3 separate regions of the Homo sapiens genome follow, and all the other regions are linked to region 3. Evidence: read pairs that join two places in POLR2A ChIA-PET (ENCODE). Cell type or tissue: HCT116. All regions are shown on one strand.

Region 1 (5,000 bases), 160 kb after region 3:
GATTCTATTAATAGTGAGATAAATTAATGGAAGGATGAAAGGAAATAAAGGATGAAATGATGGATGGATGTTTGGATGGACTGATGGAAGAATGAAAGGCTGAAAGGAACAATGTAAGAGGTTAGAGAAGGAAGAATGGAAGGATGGGTGAATTAATGGCTGGATGCCTGGATTCATGGCTAGACGTGAGAGTTCTTATGCCCCTTCAGCTGGTCAGCTCCCTCAGAAGGCAGTCTGGAACTCCCAGGTGGCCCCTGCAGCCGGCCTCCATTGCCAGATCTGCTACATTTATCTTGTATATTTTGACTTTAGTCAATAAACAAGTAATCTATTTGTGGTTATTAAGGAAAACTAGAATGCTAGAGGCCAGTTAGCCTAATAGATTCAAGGTGGTTTCAGAGGACATGGGCTCAGCCTGTCGAGGTCATGTCCGGGTCCTGCGATACCTAACGAGCTCAGCTCAGCTAACTCCACCCAGAGCTCTGCATTCTGCTTTCCACTTCCCATCTCTCCCAGGAGGTTCGTTCAGAGCAAGGTCTGCCTGACCGCTAACCTAGGGAGAGATTTTTCATGGAACGCATGAGAAAGGGAAATGACCTCAACCAAGGGTTGAGGCTGGGGAGGCCTGGGCAGGGGCGGCTGCCTTTCCATACCGAATGTGACCCTGGGCACATTCTGGAGCAGGAAGAAGAGATCTGGCCCAGTGCCAGCACCCAGGCACCCTGCCAGGGCCATGACACAGAAAATGTTGGGCAGCATTGGTCTGGGTGCCCAGGGAACCCTTGGGGGAGGTGAGCAGGCAGGTCAGGCTGCCCTCATTGAACCCAGAACAGGGCCTGGGTGTGGAGGAGTCTGTGCCCTTGGTCCCTGGTGCCCTCACCTCCTCCCCCATGGTGAAGGTCCAATAGCTGAGCCTCTATGGTGTCCCCAGCCCTCTCCTCTCCTGGTAGCACTTTCTGCTCTCTTTCTTTTTTATCTATTTATCTATATCTGTCTATCGATGTATTTATTTTATTTTATTTTATTTGAGACACAGTCTTGCTCTGCCACCCAGGCTGGAGTGCAATGGCACGATCTTGGCTCACTGCAACCTCTGCTTCCAGGGTTCAAGCCATTCTCATGCCTCAGCCTCCTAAGTAGCTGGAACTACAAGCACACGCCACCACACCCGGCTGATTTTTATGTTTTTAGTAGAGGCGGTGTTTCACCGTGTTGGCCAAGCTGGTCTCGAACTCCTGACCTCAGGTGATCTGCCCACCTCAGCCTCCCAAAGTGCTGGGATTGCAGGCATGAGCCACTATACCTGGCCTATTTATTTATTTTAGAGACAGAGTCTTGCTCTGTCACCCAGGCTAGAGTGCAGTGGCACCATCATAGCTGAGTGCAGTCTCAAATTACTGGTCTTAAGCAATCCTCCTATCTCAGCCTCCCAAGTAGCTGGGTCTACAGGCATGCAGCATCATGCTTGGCTAATTTTTACATTTTTCATAGAGACAGGATCGCACTATGTCGCCCAGGGTGGTCTCCAACTTCTGGGCTCAAGCAATTCTCCCACCTTGGTCTCCCAAAGCGCTGAGATTACAGGCATGAGCCAACCGTTCCCGGCCCCCTGCTCTTTTTCTCAGCTCCTCACACACCAACTTCACTAATCAAGTTTCCAGAAGATGCTTGCACACCTGTGGTATCCACACACTGCCCCGCATCTCTGCATCCCAGGTGGGCGGCCATGACCCAGAAGATCCATGCCTGGGATCCCAGCCACTCCCTTCTCCAATGTCCTTCCATGCACAGTCCCCACGCTGGGACACCTGGCAGTCACTTCCCCTGGAACTTCCACCTTCACCCTCTCAGCGAGCCTTCCAGCAGCCCTGGGTGGGGGTCAAGCGGGGGGGCCTGGAGTTTCTATTACACAGACACGGACCCAGAACCAAAGGCAAGAGAGGTCAGAAGAGGCCACACAGTTTAGTGACCGAGGGATACAGATTCTGGAAGTTTCCATCGAAGAGAGGTAAAGACTTCCCTGTTTGGCCAGGCACAATGGCTCATGCCTGTAATCCCAGCATTTTGGGAGGCCCAGGCAGGCGGATCACCTGAGGTCGGGAGTTTGACACCAGCCTGACTAAAATAGAGAAACCCCATCTCTACTAAAAATACAAAAATTAGCCGGGCATGGTGGCACATGCCTGTAATCCCAGCTACTCGGGAGGCTGAGGCAGGAGAATCGCTTGAACCCGGAAGGTGGAGGTTGCAGTGAGCCAAGATCGTGCCATTGCACTCCAGCCTGGGCAAAAAGAACAAAACTCCATCTCAAAAAAAAAAAAAAAAAAAAAAAAAAGACTTCCCTGTTTTAGCCTCTCCATCTAAGTATGTGAGTCCTGCTGCCTGTTTTCTTTAAGTAAAACAAAGCAGATATTTTCAAACTGCAACTTAGTTTTTGTTTTCTCCGTTTCTTTCTGGAAAACAATTCAGAGATTGCCTTCCATGCTTCACGACCACAGAGACTGAGCAAACCTCTGCTTCGGAAAGTCGGGGGCAAGTCCAAGTTTCCCAGGGAGGCCGGCCCTGCCATGCGGGGTTGGGTTTTCTTGCCTTCTCTTGTGCAGAGTTGGCCAATCCCTGCCGCCAGGCCTCAGACACTCAGCCCTTTGTGGGCCTTGCACCCACTGCGGTTTTTAATGTTGTTATTTTTCAGAGTTAAAAATCTGCGGTTTTTAATTGCACCTGAGGATGCCCCCCTGCTCTGTTCCTAGCTGGTGTTCGACAGGCGGAACGGAAGGATTGAAGGTAAGATTCCAGGCCTTCTGTGTTGGGGTGGTCATTCACGAAAACACACAGCAATATGTATTTACGCAAGCAGAGACGTGTCATAGAAATCTTTATGGAGAACTAGGCATAAAGTCTAATTTTAAAACATGTGTTTGTATAAATTCATCTTTTTATTATTTATTTGTTTATTGACACGGGGTCTTGCTCCAGGCTAAAGTTCAGTGGCGTGATCATAGCTCACCACAGCCTCCAACTCCTGGGTTCAAGCGATCCTCTTGCCTCAGCCCCCTGAGTAGCTGGGACTACAGGTGCACACCACCACGCTTGGCTAATTTTTAAAAAATTGTTTTGGGCCAGGCACGGTAGCTCATGCCTGTAATCCCAGCACTTTGGAAGGCCGAGGCAGGTGGATCACGAGGTCAGGAGTGGGAGACCAGCCTGACCAACATGGTGAAACCCTGTCTCTACTAAAAATACCAAAATTAGCCGGGCATGGTGGTACGTGCCTGTAATCCCAGCTACTCAGGAGGCTGAGGCAGGAGAATCACTTGAACCCAGGAGGCAGAGGTTGCAGTGAGCTGAGATTGCGTCACCGCACTCCAGCCTGGGTGACAGAGTGAGACTCAATCTCCAAAAAAAAAAAATTTTTTTTTTTACACAGAGGATCTGGCTACATTGCCCAGGCTGGTCTCAAGCTCCTGGGCTCAAGCAATCCTTGTGCCTAGGTCTCCCAAAACACTGGGATTTACAGGCGTGAGCCACTGTGCTCAGCCTGAATTAATATTTGAATTGCACAAATTTATAGCAAATGTGTGAAAGTATTATACTTTGGGATTATTACTGCTCATCTTTAAGAGCCTGGCCTTCTGATAGGCCTCCTTGCCCCTTCCAATCTGCTTTCAGCAGCAGCTGAGTGATTGGGGTGAAACTTAAGGCACACACATTTAGGAGAGCATCAGAAAACTTCCTCTGTAAAGGGCCAGAGGGTAAATATTTTAAACTTTGCGAGTCATACAGTCTCCACTGTAGTAACTCAACTACTCTGCCAGTATAGCACAAAAGCGGCCAAGCACAACAGTAAATGAATGGGTGTGGCTGTGTTCCAATAAAACTTTATTTGCACAAAGAAGTGGTGGGCCAGATTTGGCCTTTGGGCTGTAGTTCGCCACCCCCTGGTTTAGAAAAAGGACACATATAAATGACCAAAATGGTGAGCGTTCAAGAGGTAGTGGCGCGTGTATATGGACTGAGGAAAGAACTGGGTGGGATTGGTTTAGTGTGAAGACTCAGAGAGTTAGGCATCCACCCCTAAAACACCAAGGGATGGTGACAGATCCATTCAATGGCCCCAGAGCCCAACTGTAATGCGGGGGACGTAGCAAAGAGACTTATGTTCATTCACGACAAGAAAGACCCGATAAGCAATGAAGGGGTGAGTCCCATATTCTTAGAGGCATGCAAGCAGAGGCTGGGGGTTGGGGAGAATTGTTCTTTTTTTTAAAAAAAATTATTTTTATTTTAAGTTCCGGGGTACATGTGCAGGATGTGCAGGTTTGTTACATGTTACATAGGTTAACGTGGGCCATGGTGGTGGGGGAGAACTGTTCTTATACATCCAGTCCTGCTCTTAGAGTGAGAGAGGTTCTCTGTTCCTGCTCAAAACTCTCCACAGTCCCTGCTTTGCTCAAGGCAGAGGCCAAAGTCCCCGCTAAGGCTGACCACCTGCCCGTCCTGGCCCCACTGCCTGACCGCCCTCACCTCGCACTCTCCTCCCTCTCTCAACTCCAGCTCTGCTGCTTCTGAGTTGTGGCCCAAGCCCCTGACATCCCCCACCTCAGTGCCTCTGCTCAGGCTATCCCTCTCCTGGAGTCTCATCCCCAGACGTCACCGCAGAGGGGACCAGACATGTGGGGAGAGGACCCTCTTGTCACTCAGCCCTCTCCCTGCCTGCCCTGGTCCTTGACTGCTTGTTCTCCTTAGCGCTCACCTCCACTTAACGCGCCATTGCATTTATTTATTTGCTCGATGGTCTGGCTTCCCCTACTAGAATGTCAGCTCCATGAGGCAGGGACTGGTGTCTGTGGTTCACGTCTGGATTCCCAGTGTTTAGTGCCTGGCTCACAGTAGGTTTGCAATAAATATTTACTAATATGGCGGTTGTCTTTTCCAGAGCTGACCACAATACCTCCCAAGCCACTGTGCTTCTTACAGCATGGCGCCAATACCCGTCCCTT
Region 2 (5,000 bases), 69 kb after region 3:
TCTTTGAGAGAAATCAACAAGATGTAGTGAAATTTACCCAGGCTGTGTATTCAAACATCTGTGTTCAAATCCTGGAATTACTGGCATGTGCCACCACACCCAGCTAATTTTTGTATTTTTAGTAGAGATGGGGTTTTGCCATGTTGGCCGGGCTGGTCTCGAACTCCTGGCCTCAAGTGATCTGCCTGCCTCTGCCTTCCAAAGTGTTGGGATTACAGGTATGAGCCACCATGCCTGGCCTACAACATATACCAACTTTAATATGTAAGAACTGATGCAGGCATAGCATGAAAATGCATCAAGTAAGAATTAACAATGGTAAGAATAAGAAATCCATTATTATAGAGATTTTAATATACTTCTGGTAATTGAGAAATCAACCAGACAATAGAAGATTTGAACCACAGAATTAACAAGTTTGATCTCTTGTATATACATAGAACATTAGACCCAGCAAGTAGAGAATGCACATTTGAAATATTAAATATTAATCAGCACTATTATTAATCACAAATTAATAAACAATATAACTATGTGGTTATAATATATAATTGTAAATACAAATATATAATTATATAAACAACAAATTAATGATATTAGTGTAATAAAGTTACTAACAAATATCAATTAAGAAGATATTAATTAAATAGATAATTAGGATTGACTACCTGTTAGATCATAGGGTAAATCTCAACAACTACTTTAAAAATCCTATCATATTGACCTAGAAAATAATTCCAAAAATACAACTTTAAAAATAACTGTTTAGAAAATTAAAATCCACTTCTAATAACACATGGGTAAGAAGAAATCATAACGAAAATCTAGAAAATATTTAGGATTGAATGAAAGAAAATTCTACATTTCAAAATGAGGTACAACTTAAGCAGTACTTAGAAATGTATAGCCTTGGCCGGGTGTGGCGGCTCATGCCTGTAATCCCAGCACTTTGGGAGGCCAAGGTGGGTGGATCACCTGAGGTCAGGAGTTCGAGACCAGCCTGGCCAACAAGGTGAAACCTTGTTTCTACTCAAAACACAAAAATTAGCTGGGTGTGGTGGCAGGCACCTGTAGTCCCAGCTACTCAGGAGGCTGAGGCATGAGAATCGCTTGAACCTGGGCAGTGGAGGTTGCAGTGATCTGAGATTGTGCCGCTGCTCTCCAGCCTGGGCAACAGAGCAAGACTCCATCTAAAAAAAAAAATTTATAGCCTTAAAATGCTTATAATGGAAAAGTAGAAAGGCTAAAAATAAATAAGCTAAGCATCCAACTTAGGCTAGCAAAAGAATAGAATAAGCTCAAAGAAAGTAGAAGGAAAGTATCAAGGATAACCACAGAAATTAATGAGAAACAAAACAAAGAAGATCGACACAGACAAAAAGTGGGCTCTTTTACAAAAAGCATGGCAGTTTGTCAAAAAAATTAAACATGGAATTACCATATGATCCAGCAATTCCAATTCTGGTTACAGACCCAAAAGAATTGAAAGCAGGGACTTAAATAGATATTTGTACACTTATATTCATAGCAACATTTTTCGAAATAGGCAAAGGTGGAAGCACCCAAATGTCCACTGACGGAAGGAAAGATAAAATATGGTACAGACATAGAAGAGAATATTATTCAGCCTTTAAAAGTAAGGGAATTCTGACACATGCTACAATGCGGATGAATCTTGAAGACAGGCTAAGTGAAATAAGCCAGGCACAACAAAACAAATACTGTATGATTCCATTTATATGAAGTACTTAGGGTAGTGAAATTCACACAGAAAGTAGAATGGATGGTTGCCACAGACAAGGGAATGAGGCGTTATTGTTTGATGGGTATAGAGTTTCAGTTTTGTAGAATGAAAAACTTCTGGGCCGGCTGCAGTGGCTCAAACCTGTAATCCCAGCACTTTGGGAGGCTGGGGTGGGTGGATCACCTGAGGTCAAGAGTTCAAGACCAGCCTGGCCAACACAGTGAAACCCTGTCTCTACTAGAAATACAAAAATTAGCCAAGCATGGTGGCACATGCCTGTAGTCCCAGCTACTTGGGAGGCTGAGGTGGGAGAATCGCTTGAACCCAGGAGGCAGAAGTTGCAGTGAGCCAAGATCACACCACTGCACACCAGTCTGGGTGACAAGAGACAAAAACAAAAACAAAAAAAAGCAAACTTGTGGAGATGGATGGTGGTGATGGCTGCACAACAGTGTGAATATACTTAATGTCACCGAGCTGTATACTTAACAATGGTTAAAATGATTAATTTTATATGTTTTACCACAATTTTTTTTAAAGTCAAGAAAGTGATGAGAACATTACAGAAACCTAATGTTATCCTGGAACCTGCTTATATTGCAGGCGATGTTTCATGTATCATTGATTATTTTCTCCTATTATTGCATTCACTCATATGCTGTTTAATTATTATAGCTTTAAAATAAAATCTAATTTCTGGTGTTTCAAGTGAAAAAAAGATTATTAGACAAACTTCAGGGAGTGCTGATTTTTTAAAAAATGGTTCTTTTTGTTTGTTTGTTTTAGAGACAGGGTCTTGTTCTGTCATCCAGGCTGGAGTGCAGTAGTGCAATCATAAACCAGAGATTTTTTTTTTAAGTGTATTATTAAAAAGTTGATGTGGCCAAGCGCAGTGGCTCATGCCTGTAATCCCAGCACGATGGGATGCTGATGTGGGAGAATAGCTTGAGGCCAGGAGTTTGAGACTAGCCTGGGCAATATAGCTACACCCCCTCTGTGTAAAAAAAAAAATAAGAAAAGAAAAGAAAAGATTGATGCTAGTAAATATGAAGATGCATAAAATGGACAATTTCCTAAATTTCCTAGAAAATGGACTCAAGTAGAAATCGAAAATTTAAAATAAACTGTTCAAGAAATTGAAGCAGTAGTTTAAAGTATATGTATTTGTGATGGATGCTTATAAAATGATGTTACTTTCCCACTGAATGAGGGAAATCTTTGTCCCATAATTTTTTTTTTTTTTTTTTTTTGATATGGAGTCTCACTGTGTCGCCCAGGCTGGAGTGCAGTGGCGCGATCTTGGCTTACCGCAACCTCCGCCTCCCAGGTTCAACCAATTCTCCCACCTCAGCCTCCCAAGTAGCTGGGATTACAGGCGCGTGCTAACACACCCAGCTATTTTTTTTTTTTTTGTATTTTTAGTAGAGACAGGGTTTTGCCATGTTGCCCAGACTGGTCTTGAATGCCTGGCCTCAAGTGATCCACCCACCTTGGCCTCCCAAAGGGCTGGGATTATAAGCATGAGCCACTGCACCTGGCCAACTGGGCCATTCTTTCTGCCATCCCCATCCAGGTGCCAGACATGTAAGCGAGGCCATTTTGGATCCTCTAGACGAGGTCATTCACCAGCTGAATAACACCAGGTAGCCTCAGTTGACCTACACAGAGTGGAAGAACCATCCAGCTGAACTCTGCTTGAATTCTTCACCCACAAAATCACGAGATAAAATAAAATAGTGGTTGTTTTAAGCTCCATACCATATGGAGTCCTCTGTTTTGAACTAATAGATAAAGCACTACTGAAAACAAAACAATTATCCCAGAGAATTTAAAAAAAATCACACTGTGACTTTTTACCTATTCTTGATAAATTCTTCCAGAAAAATAGAATTTAAAAAAAAGAGCTTATATTAAGACCAATTACCACACAAGAACAGAAGAAGGAAAAAAAATTACAGGCTGGTCTTATGTACATAGATGCAAAAATATACAAATCTAAATATTAAACTTAATTTAGCAGTGCATTAAATAAAACATATCATGACCATGTTGGTTTTCACCCAACCATTCAACGCTTATTTCAGTGGAAGAATTGAGTCCCATGAGGGGAAGAACAGGCTAACAACCAAGCCCATGGAAGGGCAGATGTCCTGTGGCTTCTTCGGCTTTTCTGGAACTGAGGACTCCCACTCCTCCATCAAGACTCTGTCTCTCTTGTCTCGTGCCTTGCCTTCCTTCCCATTTCCTGCAGTCTGGCTTTTCCCTACAGCAGGAAACGTGGCCAGCACGATTTCTAAGCTTTACGTCCTACAGCTTTAGCCAGGCAGAGATAATCTGGCTCAGTTCCAGTTGCAACACTTGTCATTTTTATTATTTTTTTAGAGATGAGGTCTCACTGTGTTGCTCTGGCTGGCCTCAAACTCCTGGGTTCAAGCACTCCTCCCACCTCAGCATCCCTAATAGCTGGGACTACAGGCGCACGCCCCCACACCTAGTTCCAGTTTCATTTTTGAGAAAGGATTCTGGTACAGTTTAGCTAAGCTGCCCACCCTTGGACCAATCAACTGTAACAGGAATTGGAGTCTAGAGAAAGGACTGTGTATCAGTTTTCCTCACGGGTTTGGGGGAGGTGGGGAGGTCAGCAAGTTGATGGCAGGGTTCGGTCCTGGAGGAATGGTCCTGGCTGGAGAGTCAAGGCAGAACCCAAGAGGCTTTAATGTAATGTTGTTCTGATTGTATTCTTATAGAGTCTAGCATATAGCAAAATTTAATACATTATAGCTTTTTTATTTTAAAATATTACAGTATAATTGCCTTTCTCCCTTGTTTTTTTGTTTTTTTGTTTTTTTTTTGAGATGGAGTCTCACTCTGTTGCCCAGGCTGGAGTCCAGTGGCAAGATCTCAGCTCACTGCGACCTCTGCCTCCCGGGTTCAAGCAATTCTCCTGCCTCAGCCTCCTGAGTAGCTGGGACTACAGGTATGTGCCACCACGCCCAGCTGATTTTTTGTGTTTTTAGTAGAGATGGGGTTTCACTGGGCTAGCCAGGATGGTCTTGATCTCCTGACCTCACGATCCACCCACCTCAGCCTCCCAAAGTGCTGGGATTACAGGCGTGAGCCACCATGCCTGGCCCATTGTTTTTATTTATTTGTTTGTTTATTTATTTTTTATAGAGGAGGGATCTCACTATGTTGCCCAGACTGGTCTCGAACTCCCGGGCTAAAGTGATCCTCCTGCCTCTGCCTCCCAAAATGC
Region 3 (5,000 bases):
CAGCACATATTGGTATTGTACCTGATTGGTTTACCAACTAATTCAGTCCCAGGCATGACATCGCTTTCCCTTAGTGAAAAATCATCCCTATTTGCTTCTTATTTTGAAGGCGTTTTTGTATAGAAAGAATCAAAATTCAAGTCAGGGCCCTTAAATTCAAAGACCTCAGCAATGAAATGTTGCATGGTGGTGACAGTCATTTAGACGAAGCAACATTCCTAGTGCAGTTCTCCATCCTGCCTCATTAGAGATGCTTATGTCATGGACAGAACCTCCACAATGCAGCTTGATTGGCTTAAGCAGAAGACACAGATCTTTCCATGTTAGACTGAAAGGTGGCATCGAGGATGGAAATTCACCCCCTTATTTTTCACTATCCTCAAATGTTTAGCTAACGGATTCATCAGAACTAGTGAGAGCATAATGTCTTTCAACATCTCTCAGGAGTATCAAGCAGCTGATTGCAACTTTTCACATTCCCTCAGCATATGGGCTGTATAATCTACAGGGGATTCTGCAGAATATGCTGATAATGGTTTCCTCCTTGACCTTCAAGCTAATTATCAGCAGGGAATCTTTAATGCTTTAAAAATACATGTCGCTTATTTTGCTTGCAAGTCAGTGGTTTAATAAATGCCAGCGTATATGTTAAATTTTGTTAATGTTTAATATCTTTATCAGCCAAAGTGCATTAAAAATTAAAAGAAAATTAATTCCCACTTTCCCGTTTTTATGCTGTGGGGTAATGTTATTTTACATCGTGCTGTAGTGTTCTACAAATGGATGTTCAGTGCTTTGAATTAGTGAACTTGGTGATTTATTTACCACCTTGGGTGTTAGTCGTTACTTTTTCAATTACTGTAAACTTTATGCATCACAGCATGAGACTCTGAGAAAGCAGATAAACAGTGCTGGGGAGATTTTCTTTTAAATGGGATCACGTAATAAAGACAAAAGACTAAATTAGTATCTCTCATGTGCCAGCCAGCAACATTGGTTTCCATGTTTGTGAGCTTGTGAATAACCTTCCAGAAGTGAACCTTTCACAACCAGAATGCATGGGAAATCCTGGTCTTCTGCCTTTGAGTCACTGTACAAGTCATAGCAAGCCATCCTTATCCACACAGCTCAAAAGCAAGAATCTCTAGGATCCAGTGTATTAGCAAGAGGAAGCTGAGATTTTGACAGGACTGACATTGTGTCATATCATCCTACAAACCTTTCAAAGTGCCAGCAGTGATTGCTATGCTATGCACCAATACCTCAATGTGTCCATGCATTTGATTTCTTTTCCTATTTATTTTATTTATTTATTCATTTATTTATTGGAGATGGAGTCTCCCTCTGTCGCCCTGGCTGGAGTGCATTGGAGCCATCTCAGCTCATTGCAAGCTCCGCCTCCTGGGTTCACGCCATTCTCTTGCCTCAGCCTCCTGTATAGCTGGGACTACAGGCGCCTGCCACCATACCTGGCTAATTTTTTTGTATTTTTAATAGAGATGAGGTTTCACCGTGTTCAGCAGGATGGTCTCGAACTCCTGACCTCATGATCCACCCGCCTCAGCCTCCCAAAGTGCTGGGATTACAGGCGTGAGCCACCACACCCGGCCCTCCTATTTATTTTATATAGCCCTGACAAGATTCCTAGCACTGTCCTGGGCTCTAGGGGTTGAGAGCATATAACACCGAGATGACATGCCCCTGGGGGAGGTTTTAATCTCCTGGAAACCCTGTGTCATTACCAGGAGGGGCATGCCACTGGAACATGGTCCCTGCTGTAAAACTCACAGGGAGGTGAGGCTGAGGCAAAGAAAGGTTAGAGGAGGCCTCATTGGGCTGCTTCCAGAATCACTACTAGAGCAGTGGGGAGCGAGGAGGAGCCGTTGGCAAGGTGACAGAAGCCGCAAATGGGCTCAGTGGGAGTCCAAATTCAGCACCTGCAAGCCCTGCTGGCCTGACTGTGGTAAACACACAGCCACAGGGATTCCAAGTAGTCCCTGGACTGAAGGTTTCTTCCAGTCTGTTCAGCCCACTCTGCCTGGTGGTCCTAGACCTACAGGTATTTAAAATGTGCCAATAAAAAACAAAAGGAAAAAAATGTGCCACTTGAAAGGAAAGTGTTTCAGGACAGGTGTGGCGACTCATACCTTTAATCCCAGTGATTAGAGAGGCAAACCCAGCATTTTAGCTTGAGCCCAGGGGTTCAAGACCAGCCTGGGCAACATAACCCACTTGTCTTTCTTTTTTTTTTTTTTTTTTGAGACGGAGTTTCGCTCTTGTTGCCCAGGCTGGAGTGGAGTGGCACTATCTCAGCTCACTGCAACCTTTGCCTCCCAGGTTCAAGCAATTCTCCTGCCTCAGCCTCCTGAGTACTGGGATTACAGGTGCCCGCCACCACACCCAGCTCATTTTTGTATTTTTAGTAGAGACGGGGTTTCACCATGTTGGCCAGACTGATCTTGAACTCCTGGCCTCAGGTTATCCTCGTGCCTCAGCCTCCCAAAGTGCTGGGATTACAGGCATGAGCCAACACACCTGGCTTTTTTTTTTTAATAAGGGGAAAAAATTTATTAGGTCCAGAAATCAAAGATGACTTAGGGTAGAATTATGATTACATGCAGAATTGGATGGTTAGAAATGAAACCAATCTATTTAAGTCCAGCCTAAGGTTCTGATAGCCAATCAGTAGACACAATGAGAGTAGTAGTATTCCTAGAAACCCGGATAAATCTCCAACTTGCGTGAGTTTAATGAACCAGGTAGATTATTGTATATCTGCCCTTATCCCATTCTCAGTCAGATGAATTTTCTTGCTCATGAAGTCCACATTGAAAACAGCATGCTCAGAAATGGGAGTGAAACCCCCTTCTCTACAAAGAATTTAAAAGTCCCAACTACTCAGGAGGCTGAGGTGGGAGGATGGCTTGAGCCTGGGAGTTTGAGGCTTGAGCTCCTTCCCTGCGTCCTCCTTGACTTAAACCTCTCCCTTTGATGAGGCCTGTGTAAGATCCTCCAGGAACTCCTCACTCAGGACAGGTTCCCACCCAGCTGACCCTGGTTCCTCCAGCTGAGCAGAACCAAGGCAGGTTTGGATCATTTGCTTTTTTGGGGCCAAGGAGAAAAATCTTTGGCTTCAAGTCTTACTGTTGTGGACCCAGGAAATCTGAGACAGGTCTCAGTTAATTTAGAAAGTTTATTTTGTCAAGGTTGAGGATGCGCCTGTGACACAGCCTTGGGAAGTCCTGATGACATGTGCCCAAGGTGGTCGGGACACAGCTTGGCTTTTTTTTTTTTTCTTTTTGAGATGGAGTCTCGCTCTGTCACCCAGGCTGGAGTGCAGTGGCTCAGTCTCGGCTCACTGCAAGCTCCGCCTCCCGGGTTCACACCATTCTCCTGCCTCAGCCTCCTGAGTAGCTGGGACTACAGGCGCCCACCACCATGCCCGGCTAATTTTTTGTATTTTTAGTAGAGACGGGGTTTCACCGTGTTAGCCAGGATGGTCTCAATCTCCTGACCTCGTGATCCGCCCGCCTCGGCCTCCCAAAGTGCTGGGGAGCCACCGCGCCCGGCCTACTTGGCTTTATACATTTTAGGGAGACACGAGATATCAATCAGTATATGTAAGAAGTATATTGGCTCCATCTGGAAAGGCAGAACAACATGAAGCAAAGGCAGGAAACAGGGAGGGAGCTTCCAGGTCACAGATAGGTGAGACACAAATGGCTGCATTCTTTTGAGTTTCTGATTAGCCGTTTCAAAGGAGGCAATCAGATATGCATATGGCTGGGCATGGTGGCTCACACCTGTAATCCCAGCACTTTGGGAGGCCAAGGTGGGCAGATCACTTGAAGTCAGGAATTGGAGACCAGCCTGGCCAACATGGTGAAACCCCGTCTTTACCAAAAAATAGAAAAATTAGCTGGGCATGGTGGCGCAAGCCTGTAATCCCAGCTACTCAGGAGGCGGAGGCAGGAGAATCGCTCGAACCGGGAGGCGGAGGTTGCAGTGAGCTGAGATCGCACCACTGCACTCCAGACTGGGTGACAGAGCAAGACTCTTCATACATAAATAAACAAATGACAGACTTTGGGAGGTCAAAGACGAGGCATTCCTTGAGGCCAGGAGTTCGAGGCTGCAGTAAGCTATGACTGTGTCACTAGCCTGGGCAGCAGAGTGAGTATAAAATAAATAAATAAATAAAATAAATTAAAATAAAAAAATAAAATGAATAAATAAATAAAATAAAATAATTCCAGTTTTTGCAAGTTCTGGAGAGTGACAGTCTTTTAGGCCTATTATGCCATAACCATCCTAATGGGTTCCAAAGGCTATGTAGCCCTTGGGAAGTAAAGATTGCTTTTGGCCTCTGAAACTGACACAGAAAGTTATTTTAGCAAATAAACCTCTCTGCCCAGAAATACCAAAATAATGCATTCTAACGTGTCTACTTTCCGGGTTCTTCAGATAAGTGTAGGTTATATATAGTGAACAGAGGGTGTAGGTTCTGAGAGTCATGACTAGCATTCATATCTGGGGTTCATATGGCATGGTCAGTCCCAGCCTGGACCCATGCAGTGTTCTACGTGGCCTGTCCAAGGACCACCAGACCACCAGACCCTTCGGGAAGGTGGCAACGGCCTGGGAGGGAGACTGAGGGAAGATTCAGAGAGACCTCCCATCTCAGTGTCTGGAATAGGTGTGTCACTTTGCTCCCAGTCAGAACTGATGAATTCCCCAAATCCAAATGTCAGAGTTACGATTTCTTGAACAAGGTGGACGACAGCCCCAGATATTTTGGAAACTAACCATATTGTTTTCCCTTACCTCTCTTAGGAGAGCAGTTACCAAAGAGTTCCCATCTGAGTACAGGTTACAGGGTCAATAGACACTGATGCTCCAGCTGTCAAGGGAGTGATTTAGGCAGAGAATCTAGAACAGCAAAGAGACGTGCTATTTCGACTTCGACTCACACTGCCTCCATGCAGCAAAGAGGTTCTGGA

The links. ChIA-PET counts read pairs that join two places held together with the same protein. Peaks named below come from ENCODE experiments on the same cell type or tissue, not always from the same donor. Only the 100,000 strongest peaks of a DNase experiment are listed, where the experiment ranks them.
Region 1: POLR2A ChIA-PET joins it to region 3 with 5 read pairs; 3 of 35 experiments call an interaction of 5 or more read pairs at or near these places.
Region 2: POLR2A ChIA-PET joins it to region 3 with 5 read pairs; 6 of 35 experiments call an interaction of 5 or more read pairs at or near these places.

Annotation. Positions count from the first base shown.
Region 1 is chr14:90,503,072-90,508,071 of GRCh38, forward strand. It overlaps LOC124903359 (a long non-coding RNA gene), which reads left to right and starts at 2,673. Exons shown (of 2, transcript XR_007064301.1): 1 at 2,673-2,784; 2 at 4,937-5,000. In HCT116, no CTCF peak of the experiment used is centred here; no DNase peak of the experiment used is centred here.
Region 2 is chr14:90,412,818-90,417,817 of GRCh38, forward strand. No RefSeq gene overlaps it. Among named protein-coding and RNA genes, the nearest start is that of CALM1, 18 kb to the left of the region's middle. In HCT116, no CTCF peak of the experiment used is centred here; no DNase peak of the experiment used is centred here.
Region 3 is chr14:90,344,242-90,349,241 of GRCh38, forward strand. No RefSeq gene overlaps it. Among named protein-coding and RNA genes, the nearest start is that of NRDE2, 15 kb to the left of the region's middle. In HCT116, no CTCF peak of the experiment used is centred here; a DNase peak (open chromatin) is centred at 1,910.